Regions from separate parts of the Homo sapiens genome. Here region 1 is linked to region 2. Evidence: read pairs that join two places in POLR2A ChIA-PET (ENCODE). Cell type or tissue: K562. All regions are shown on one strand. Links, peaks and the distances in the headings refer to the core of each region. The heading gives the core; the rest is flanking DNA.

The links. ChIA-PET counts read pairs that join two places held together with the same protein. Peaks named below come from ENCODE experiments on the same cell type or tissue, not always from the same donor. Only the 100,000 strongest peaks of a DNase experiment are listed, where the experiment ranks them.
Region 1: POLR2A ChIA-PET joins it to region 2 with 7 read pairs; 5 of 35 experiments call an interaction of 5 or more read pairs at or near these places.

The regions. Positions count from the first base shown.
Region 1 is chr7:155,518,681-155,523,073 of GRCh38, reverse strand. The region is part of intron 2 of CNPY1 (canopy FGF signaling regulator 1); the gene reads left to right. Among named protein-coding and RNA genes, the nearest start is that of CNPY1, 26 kb to the left of the region's middle. In K562, for the core only: no CTCF peak of the experiment used is centred there; no DNase peak of the experiment used is centred there; H3K27me3 peaks cover 3,227 bases.
Region 2 is chr7:155,582,920-155,587,312 of GRCh38, reverse strand. No RefSeq gene overlaps it. Among named protein-coding and RNA genes, the nearest start is that of CNPY1, 39 kb to the right of the region's middle. In K562, for the core only: no CTCF peak of the experiment used is centred there; a DNase peak (open chromatin) is centred at 1,905; H3K27me3 peaks cover 3,688 bases.

The DNA.
Region 1 (4,393 bases), core at 245-4,244, 64 kb after region 2:
AATAAGAATTGTTTGAATCCACAAATCGGGTAAAGAATGGAGGATAATGGGATGTGTTTAGAGGATTGCAGTGTTTTTCCCCCAGGACAAAAGGAGCTAGAAGACACAGTGGGCACCGTGCAGCTCCCATACAGGGAGGCTGGATTTAATGTGCTTCAGCTTTGAGTCTGGCTGTTTTCAAATGGTTCTTTCCATAGAACGTTTGGCAGGAAAGTGATACATTGGTTGTCTTGGAAAAAGAGAAGGGAGGCTGAGTTCCGTGACACTGATTGTTCTAGAACCCATTTGGGGGCACCTGCCTGGTGCTATGCGTGACTAGCGTGCTGTAAGAAGTAACCAGGGGAGTGTGCATGGTGGTGTAGACAGGTATAGTGGCTCTTACGAGGACTGTGGAGGTATCCCAGCACCTCCATGAAGACGAGGTGCTCACCCCCTCTGGCCCTGACACTCAGAGAAAGGCTTTGGCTCCAGATAGACCTGGTTTATCTTCTGGCTTCAGCATCTAACCTGGTTTTGTGACCCTGAGCAAGAGACTCACCCTCTCGAAGGCTGCGTTTCCTCCTCTCTGAAGTGGGGTGGGCCGCCAACCTCAGGGTAGGAACTGGAGCTGGGATGGAAGCCCCCAGCAGGGACACCCTGACATGGCTACTGCCCACCCACCTTAGGCCACGAGGAAACCAGGTCAACAGGCACTTACAGAGTGTGCGCCACATGATGGCATGGGCAGAGACATGGCCTGGCGTGACAGTCACACCCTGGGCCTCCCCCACTTTGAAGTGTGTCTCAGGGCCTCGGTTTCTTGGCCTACAACATGCGGTAGCGATACCCACCCCGCCAGGCTGTCACAGAAGACTGCACCTCTATATGTGCAAAGCCCCATTCATGGCTCCTGGCCCAGAAGGCATCCTCAGTCAATGCCAACAGGTAGAAGATGCAGCGCCTGGGTGAGCACAGCCCGACTCTCCACGTGGTGCCGCAGCTGTGTGTGTGGATGCATGTGGGCACGTGTGTGCACGTGCGTGTTCAACACGTCTAGAGGAACCTCGGTTGTGCCCACTAGGAGGAAAGTGCTGTTGGCCTCCAGAGAAAGGAAGATGATTTGGCAGGGGCATGAGCAGTTGGGGACCTGCCCTTCCGGAGATAGGATGATGTCAGCCGCAGGGCAGGGCACAGGTTGCAAACTGCAGGTGCAAGGCCGCTGAAGTGAGGCTGGCATGCTGGAACCTGGCAAGCATCTTCTCTAAACATAGTCCATAGCTCAGGGTGCCGGGTGCCAGGCCCCTGCCACCACTCTGCTCAGCTGGGGACAGTACGCAAATGTGGGCGCAGCTGTGTCCCACGAAACTTTATGTATGGACAATGAAATTTGAATTTCACATCATTTTCATGTGTCATTAAATATTATTCTTTTGACCTTTTTTCAATCCTTTATAAATGTAAAAACCAATCTCAGCTCATGGGCTGTACATAAACAAGGCGGCGGCCCAGGGACTCTGTATAAGAGGGAGGCTGCCGCCTGGCGATTTCAGGCCCAGACCACAAGTGCTGGGAGGACAGGGACCCCTTCACTTTGTCCACTGCTGTATCTTCACATCCAGCAGGACCCTTGTGCAGAGGGGATGCTCAGGGGCCATGAGCAAGCAAGGGGATCTTAGCGTTTGGCTTCATGGCGTGCACTAGACTTTCTACTCTGGGGAGGTTCTTTGTCTGTCATTCTTGGGTCCCCTGCATGTAAAGAAACCTGGTCCTTCCCATTAGAAACACCACTTGTTTTTGTTCATGTCAGTCCTTCGCACAGAGCTCCTGGGTGGAGTTTACGGAATGCATGTGATCTCTACAATCACAGAGCCCCATCGGCGACTTTCCTGGAAGGCTCGCTCCACCCACAGCCGAGGATTCTTGGGCCTGGAAGAATACGGGACTAAGATTTCTTCTCTTCAGGAGCTTCTGAGGGGAGGGGAGCCAGCCTTCCTTCCTTCCTTCCTTCCTTCCTTGCTTCCTTCCTTCCTTCCTTCCTTCTTTCTTTTTTTTTCATTCTCATGCCTCAGCCTTGTGAGTAGCTGGGATTACAGATATGTGCCACCACGCCAGGCTAATTTTTATATTTTTAATGGAGATGGGATTTTGCCATCTTGGCCAGGCTCATATTGAACTCCTGACCTCAAGTGATCCGCCTGCCTCGGCCTCCCAAAGTGCTGGGATTATAGGCATGAGCCCCTGCACCCAGTCAAAGGGGAATGTTTCATACCCCAAATTTAGAAACATAACCCTCTTTCAAGATCTGGGTATTAACGAACATAAAGAGAACCCTTAGTCCAATGCACAGCATCAAGAGGGAAGACATTTAATGTCATTTTGAGATTATTAATTTTTAAATAATGAAAAAGTTTTGTTCAAATGGAACAAAATTATCTCACATCTATCTGCTTTTTAAAAAATAAGCAGGGGCCAAAATGGAAACAAATGACGTGAAGGACTTAAAAGAGACAACTGCTGTAATCCCAGCTACTCGGGAGGCTGAGGCATGAGAATCACTTGAACTGGGGAGGCGGAGGTTGCAGTGAGCCAAGATCATGCTATTACACTCCAGCCTGGGTGAAAAGAGTGAAACTCTGCCTCAAAAAAAAAAAAAAAAAAAAAAAAAAGAAAGAAAGAAAGAAAGAAAAAGAAAAAGAGACAACTGGTGGCCACTCCCAGCAGGCGCTAAGAAATGCCCTGGGACCGCATGTGGGTGCTCTCGGCCGGCACAACGAAGCTCACACTATCTGTCCTTCTACCATGGGCTCTCGCCTCCAAGTGGAGAGGATAAACAAGAGCCAGAGGTTTCAGAGGAATCCCAAGCAATGAGCTGCCTGTTCCTCTTTCGAGAGGGGAGACCATTACAGAAATTCACAGTGTGATTTGGCTTGCAGCTTATTTTATAGATGTCTCTGTCTTAGCTGAGCACTCTTCCATTCCTCGGCCAGAAATATGAGCATACGGGAATGTATACCTACGGCGACCTAGTTACCCCAAACTTAGGAATATGTTCCGCAAAAATAATTCTACAGGAAAAAGTGATACAGAAATCCTCATAGCAGAGTTACTGATCATTTTTAAAATGTTGTCAATACCCCAAATGTCCCAAAGTCAAGGAACTATGAGAGGAGCTATGAATTCTTATTGAGCACTCTGTTACCACTAACTGTGGATATGGAGGCTGTGTAATACCACGGAAATGTCTGAATTCAGTGTGAATATGTGGGGTGGAGGATAGAGAATGAGAGCTACATGTGGGTGAAGGCTGGAAAGAGACACTTTGATTTGTCAGGATGCTAAGATTGTGAGTTCATTGTTTCCCTTCAGGTGTGAATTTCATTACTTGAGTAAACAGGCAAACAACACAAAAGATTTTATTTAACAGGAACAATATTAACTTATTAATAGTCTTTTTTTTTGCCACCAATAACAGGTCAGGTTTGGATTCAATCTGTTCTTTATACTTTGCACCCATTTTTCTTCTTTCTTTCTTATTTATTTATTTATTTATTTATTTATTTATTTATTTATTTTTGAGACAGGGTCTTGCTCCATCACCCAGGCTGGAGTGCAATGGTGCGATGTCGGTCCACCACAGCCTTGACCTCCTGGGTTCAGGTGATTCTCCCACTTCAGCCTCCCAAGTAGCTGGGACCACAGGTGCTCGCCACCATGCCCAGCTAATTTTGTTTATTTTTTGTAGAGACAAGCTCTCACTATGTTGCTCAGGCTGGTCTCAAACAAGAGATCAAAGGATCCTCCTGTCTTGGCCTCTCTAGTGCAGGATTACAGGCACGAGCCACTACACCCAGCCTGCATCCATTCTTTCCAGTCTGGCAAAGATGGTATGAACCTGGGATCCAGGAAGCACTAGGCAAGCAGCAAGACACAGGTCACCCCTTTCCCGGCCCCTGGGGTGTGGTGGCCTCTTCAAACACTCCAGGTGTTCGCTGATGACCTGCCCTCTCTCTACCTGAAGTGATGACATGTCTGGTCACAGCCTATTCAAAACTTGGTATTTCTTAGACAAAAAATTTTGCAGCCAGGATAAGATGCGGTGTGTTAAGCATTGAAACCCATTTCTAAACTGGAATTGGATTTGGCTCTAGAATGACCTGAATTTGGTGGATCAGAGAAAACACGACCCCTTTTTCTTCCCGGCATTTCTTCCTGGATAGTCTGGCTGGCATGTGCCTGCGCAAGGTAGCCTTCCACCACACAGGCTGCCCGTCCCTGAGTACTGGAATCCAGTCCTGCAGGGTGAGACCCCGGACACCACTCTCCCACCTGGGGAGTGTGCTGCAGAAGACCAGAAATGCAGGAGAGAAAATAATGACACGAAGGATCTAAACAATTTTAGGAAAATGCCCAGCCT
Region 2 (4,393 bases), core at 161-4,160:
GCAGGGCGACGCGGCTGCGGGACAAGAATTAGATGGGGCGGGAAAGGTTCTTGGGCCTCAAAGGAGGACACCCCAGTGATGGAGATGGGAGGAAGGACGGGGGAGAGCCGTGGCCTGTGGCAGCCCAAGGTCATGGGGGTCCTCATGCCATCACGGCCATCAGAGGAGACGAGGGACCTCCAAGAACAGCGCTGCCTTGGAACCCCATCATGTGCCACCCTGGCTGCACAGATGTGGCCACAGATTTCAGAGCAGTGCAGCTGGGACTCTGAGCCAACCATGCTCCTGGTAGCTGGAAATGCGAGGTGCAGATGGAAGTGTGGGGGCAGAAGGAGGCATGTGTGGGAGGATGAAGGCGCAGGTGGTGGGTGGAGGAGCAGGTGTGGGGGTGGAGGCATTGGGGGGCATTCTCATGGCTCCACACCTTTTCAAGCACAAGCTAGAAGGTCACATTCCATGATAAGCCTTTGGAATTCAGAAGGAACGTGACTTCCCACCAGGAATCCCCTACCCAGTAAATCCTCAATCAGGTATGAGAGTGGAATATTTATAATTTTATAAGGTCTCAAAAAGTATCTTCACTGTGGTGTGGTGGTGCGTGCCTTTAGTCCCAGCTACTTGGGAGGCTGGGGCAGGAGGATCGCTTGAGCCCAGGAATTGGAGTCCAGCCTGGGCAACATAGTGAAACCTGCCTCAAAAAAAAAATCTTCACCCTTTTTTTGAAGCTCCTGGAGATTTTGTTCCATTTAAAGAGGGGAGTAAACAAGAAGGGAGGCATGGAATCCAGGACATGGGGGAGCTGATGGGGAAGTGCCTGGTTCAGCTAATCAAGGGGTGCTTTACTACCCTGAGAGGGAGGTTGAGCTCTGCCGGAAAAGCTGGATATGAATTTAAGGTGGGTATAGAAAATTAAGCGAATGAGGAAAAAAGTCAGTTAACTCCAGGATATACAAAATTTGTACAAGAAAGGAAATGTAATCAAGTGCAGGGACTCAGTGGTAAGAGGTAGCTCCACAATCATAATGTCAATGCTGGGCATGGATTTAACAAAAACAAGCACATGCCCAGGCTGGGGGAACGAACAGGGGGGCATGTGAATATGTGTCTGCCACAGCGCATGTGTGTGCAGCTTCGTGTGTGTGCAGCTCTGTGTGTGTGTGCAACTGTGTGTGTGTGTGTGCAGCTGTGTGTGTGTATGTGTGCGTGCAGCTCTGTGTGTGTGTCGGGGGCGGTTACTGAGGTAATTCCTCATCCTAGATAGGAAGTTCAGTGAGTGCAACATTGAAATGCTAAGAGATGGCAGTACATGGCTGTTTATTTAGAAATGTGGAGCTCAGTAGGAAACAATCTGCAAAGCTGGAAGTGTTGCTTCTGGGGAGTGAGCACTGCAGGTGCAGTGGGGGCCAGGTTTTACATGTGCTGCTTTGAGAAACATTAAAAGGATAACTGATATCCCCCAAAAAGCACCGCAGTATGAACACACACACACAAACACACACATAAACACACGCATAAACATACATGCATAAACACACACATAAATACACGTAAACACACATACGTAAACACACGCACACACACAAACCCATAAACATACGCATAAACACATACACACATAAGCACATAAACACACATACACACATACACCCATACAAACACATAAACACACAAACACACATATACACATAAACACATACGTATACACACATAAACACATACATATACACATGAACACACACACACTCTGTCTCCCCTGTGTGTAGCCTGAAACGTCAAAGAATCGGCCGAGAGAAAAGGTGAGCCCCCTAGAGTGGAGAATTGACGGGCCATGTTGCAGGAGGAGCCTGGCTGATCTGAAGTTCCTCATTCCCGCCCTGGTCTGGGTGTGCTTGCCGTCATTTCTGAGGCATGTGCTTTTGGCTGGAGCCCCAGGTACAGCTCAGCTGTGCTCAGATTAACAGCGTCCATCAGATGGAAGTAGATTTTCCTCCCTGTGTGCTTCTGATAACACAGGCTGGATGTGTTCTGGGGAAGGATGAACCAAATGCATACAGCTTTTCTTATGATGAGAGGAAACAGGGAAAAACATGCACGATGCAAATGCAATATTATTTATGATCCGTTGGAACATTATTTCCCTAGCGTGAGCCCTGTTAAACACAGCCTTACTGTGCCTCAGGCAACGAGGCACATATGGCTGTAAACTCCTATTACAACTGAGAGCAGAATTGAGGTCTGATCCGATCATCGCCCTGCTGCTGGGGAAGTTTAATGATAGCTAGAGATGCTTAGTGTCTAATTTGTTTTGTCAGAATTGTGGTTCCCAAGGTCACGAATGCTGCAGCATTGCAGCCTGCAGAATATGGCGTGTCACGTGGCATGACAGATCATGAGAGCAGCTATGTTCCATCTGAGAAAGACCGTCTTATGCCAAGCTTTGTTTTCAGTGGCTTTAGTTCAAGGACAGTTGGTGCAATAGCAGGGCTGGAAGTGGTCTTGTAGCTCACTGAGTAATATCCCCTCACTTGGTGGAAACGTGGAGTCCTGGGGTCGTTGTGACTTGCTCCACGTCAGTCCATTATTGATGTTTCAGAAACACTTTCTACTGGGTGTCCATTGTGTCCCAGACTGGAAGTTATGTCCAGTGCCAAGGTCCAGGGAGAGTGGTGCCCAGCCCAGCCCAGGGAGCCCCTCTCTGGAGGATTGGTGGGTTGGGGGTTCCGATGGAGGCTGGAGGTGCTGGAACCAGGCTCAGACTCACAAGGAGGGGCAGGATGGTGCTCTGGGAAGTCTTCCTGGAGGAGCTGATCTTGACTAAGTCTTGAAGGACTAGGAACCACTGGGAAGGGTGGCTCAGCCTTTCAGACCGAGGGGCAGCCTGTGCGCAGAGGTGCAGTGCATGTACAGAGCTCTCAGCAAGGTGCCCAGAGGATGGTGCTGCCGTGTCGCAGCCAGGGGCCCCTCGTGCAGGGCTTTTATGCCAATGCAGAGGATAACCCTTGGGGTCACTCTTCCACTGTCCTCATGGGTAGCATCCGGCTTCCTTCTCTCCATACGAATCTCCCTTATCCTTAAGGTAATGTGGGAACCCTTGGTGGAACTTGGTAGAACTTGGGCATTCGGGTCTTTGGGTCACAGTTGGGTTGGTTTTCAGCAGCATGACTGTGGAGAATGTTGTGGAGAGCCTGGAGTGGGGAGAGAAGCCTGGAAAAGAGGCCTGCAGTCATCCAGAAGAGGGAGGAGGATGGGGGTGAAGAGGAGGTGAGTTGGAAGCTATTGAGAGATTCAGTGGTTGAATGGAGGGGTCGGGGAGGGTGGTGGTCTATGGTAACTCCTGAAGCTCTCCCTGGTTGGAGGTCCATGCCCTCCCAGGCTGGGGCTGCACACTGCTGCTGGATCTACAGTACCGGAGTCTTGTGGGCACTCCTGCCCTCAGAACTCCACTGGACATTGCCCTAGTGGGAACTCTCTGAGGTGGCCCCACCTCTGTGTCAGTTCTCTCCGTGGGAGCTGGGGCTCTCCAGGCCATCCTGTGAAATCTGGATGGAGGGAACCATGTCACCACAGCTCCTATAGAGAGGGCACTGCATAGATACTGTCAGAGTTTACTGCTTGTGAGTTCCAGAGGGGTGGGCTGAGCTGCACCTGGGCCTGCTTGAGCCTAGGTGGGCTTGAGCCCAGGTGGGGTGGCCAAGGAGCACTGCATTGGAACATGGGCAGCAGAGCCTTGAAATCATTCTATCCCCAAGGCCCTAGCGCTCTGGACCTGTGACAGGCAGAGCAGCCCTGAGAAGCTCAGAAGTTCCTGGGGTCACTCTTCCACTGTCTTGATGAGCAGCATCCAGCTTCCTTTTCTCCATACCAATCTCCTTATCAGCGGTCGCTTGGCTACACCCTTGATTTTTCTCCTAAACATGCTTTTTTGCTCTGTATGTGGCCAGGCTGAAAATTTTCCAAATCTTTAGGTTCTCTTCCCTTTTGATTATAAATTTCATCTTTAATTCATTTCTCTCTTCTTTCATTTTACTATAAGCAGTCAAGAGAAGCCAGGCTGCACCCTCAACACTTTGCTTAGTTATTTCTTCTGCTGAATACCTTATTTCATTGTTCACAAATTCATCCTTCCACAAAGCACTAGGAATGAACACAATTCAGCCAAGTTCTTTGCCACTTCATAGCAAAGATGGCCTTTCCTCCAGTTTCCAATAACATGTTCCTCTCCTCCTTCTGAAACTGCATCAAAATGGCCTTTACTGCCCATATTTCTACCAACATTCTCATTCTGACCTCTTATCAATCTTGAGGAAGATTGAGGTTTTCTCAGAGGCTCTCTTCTTCTTCTGTGCCTATACCTGAATCATCCTTGCTGTTCTGTTCACAGCAATGTAGGCTT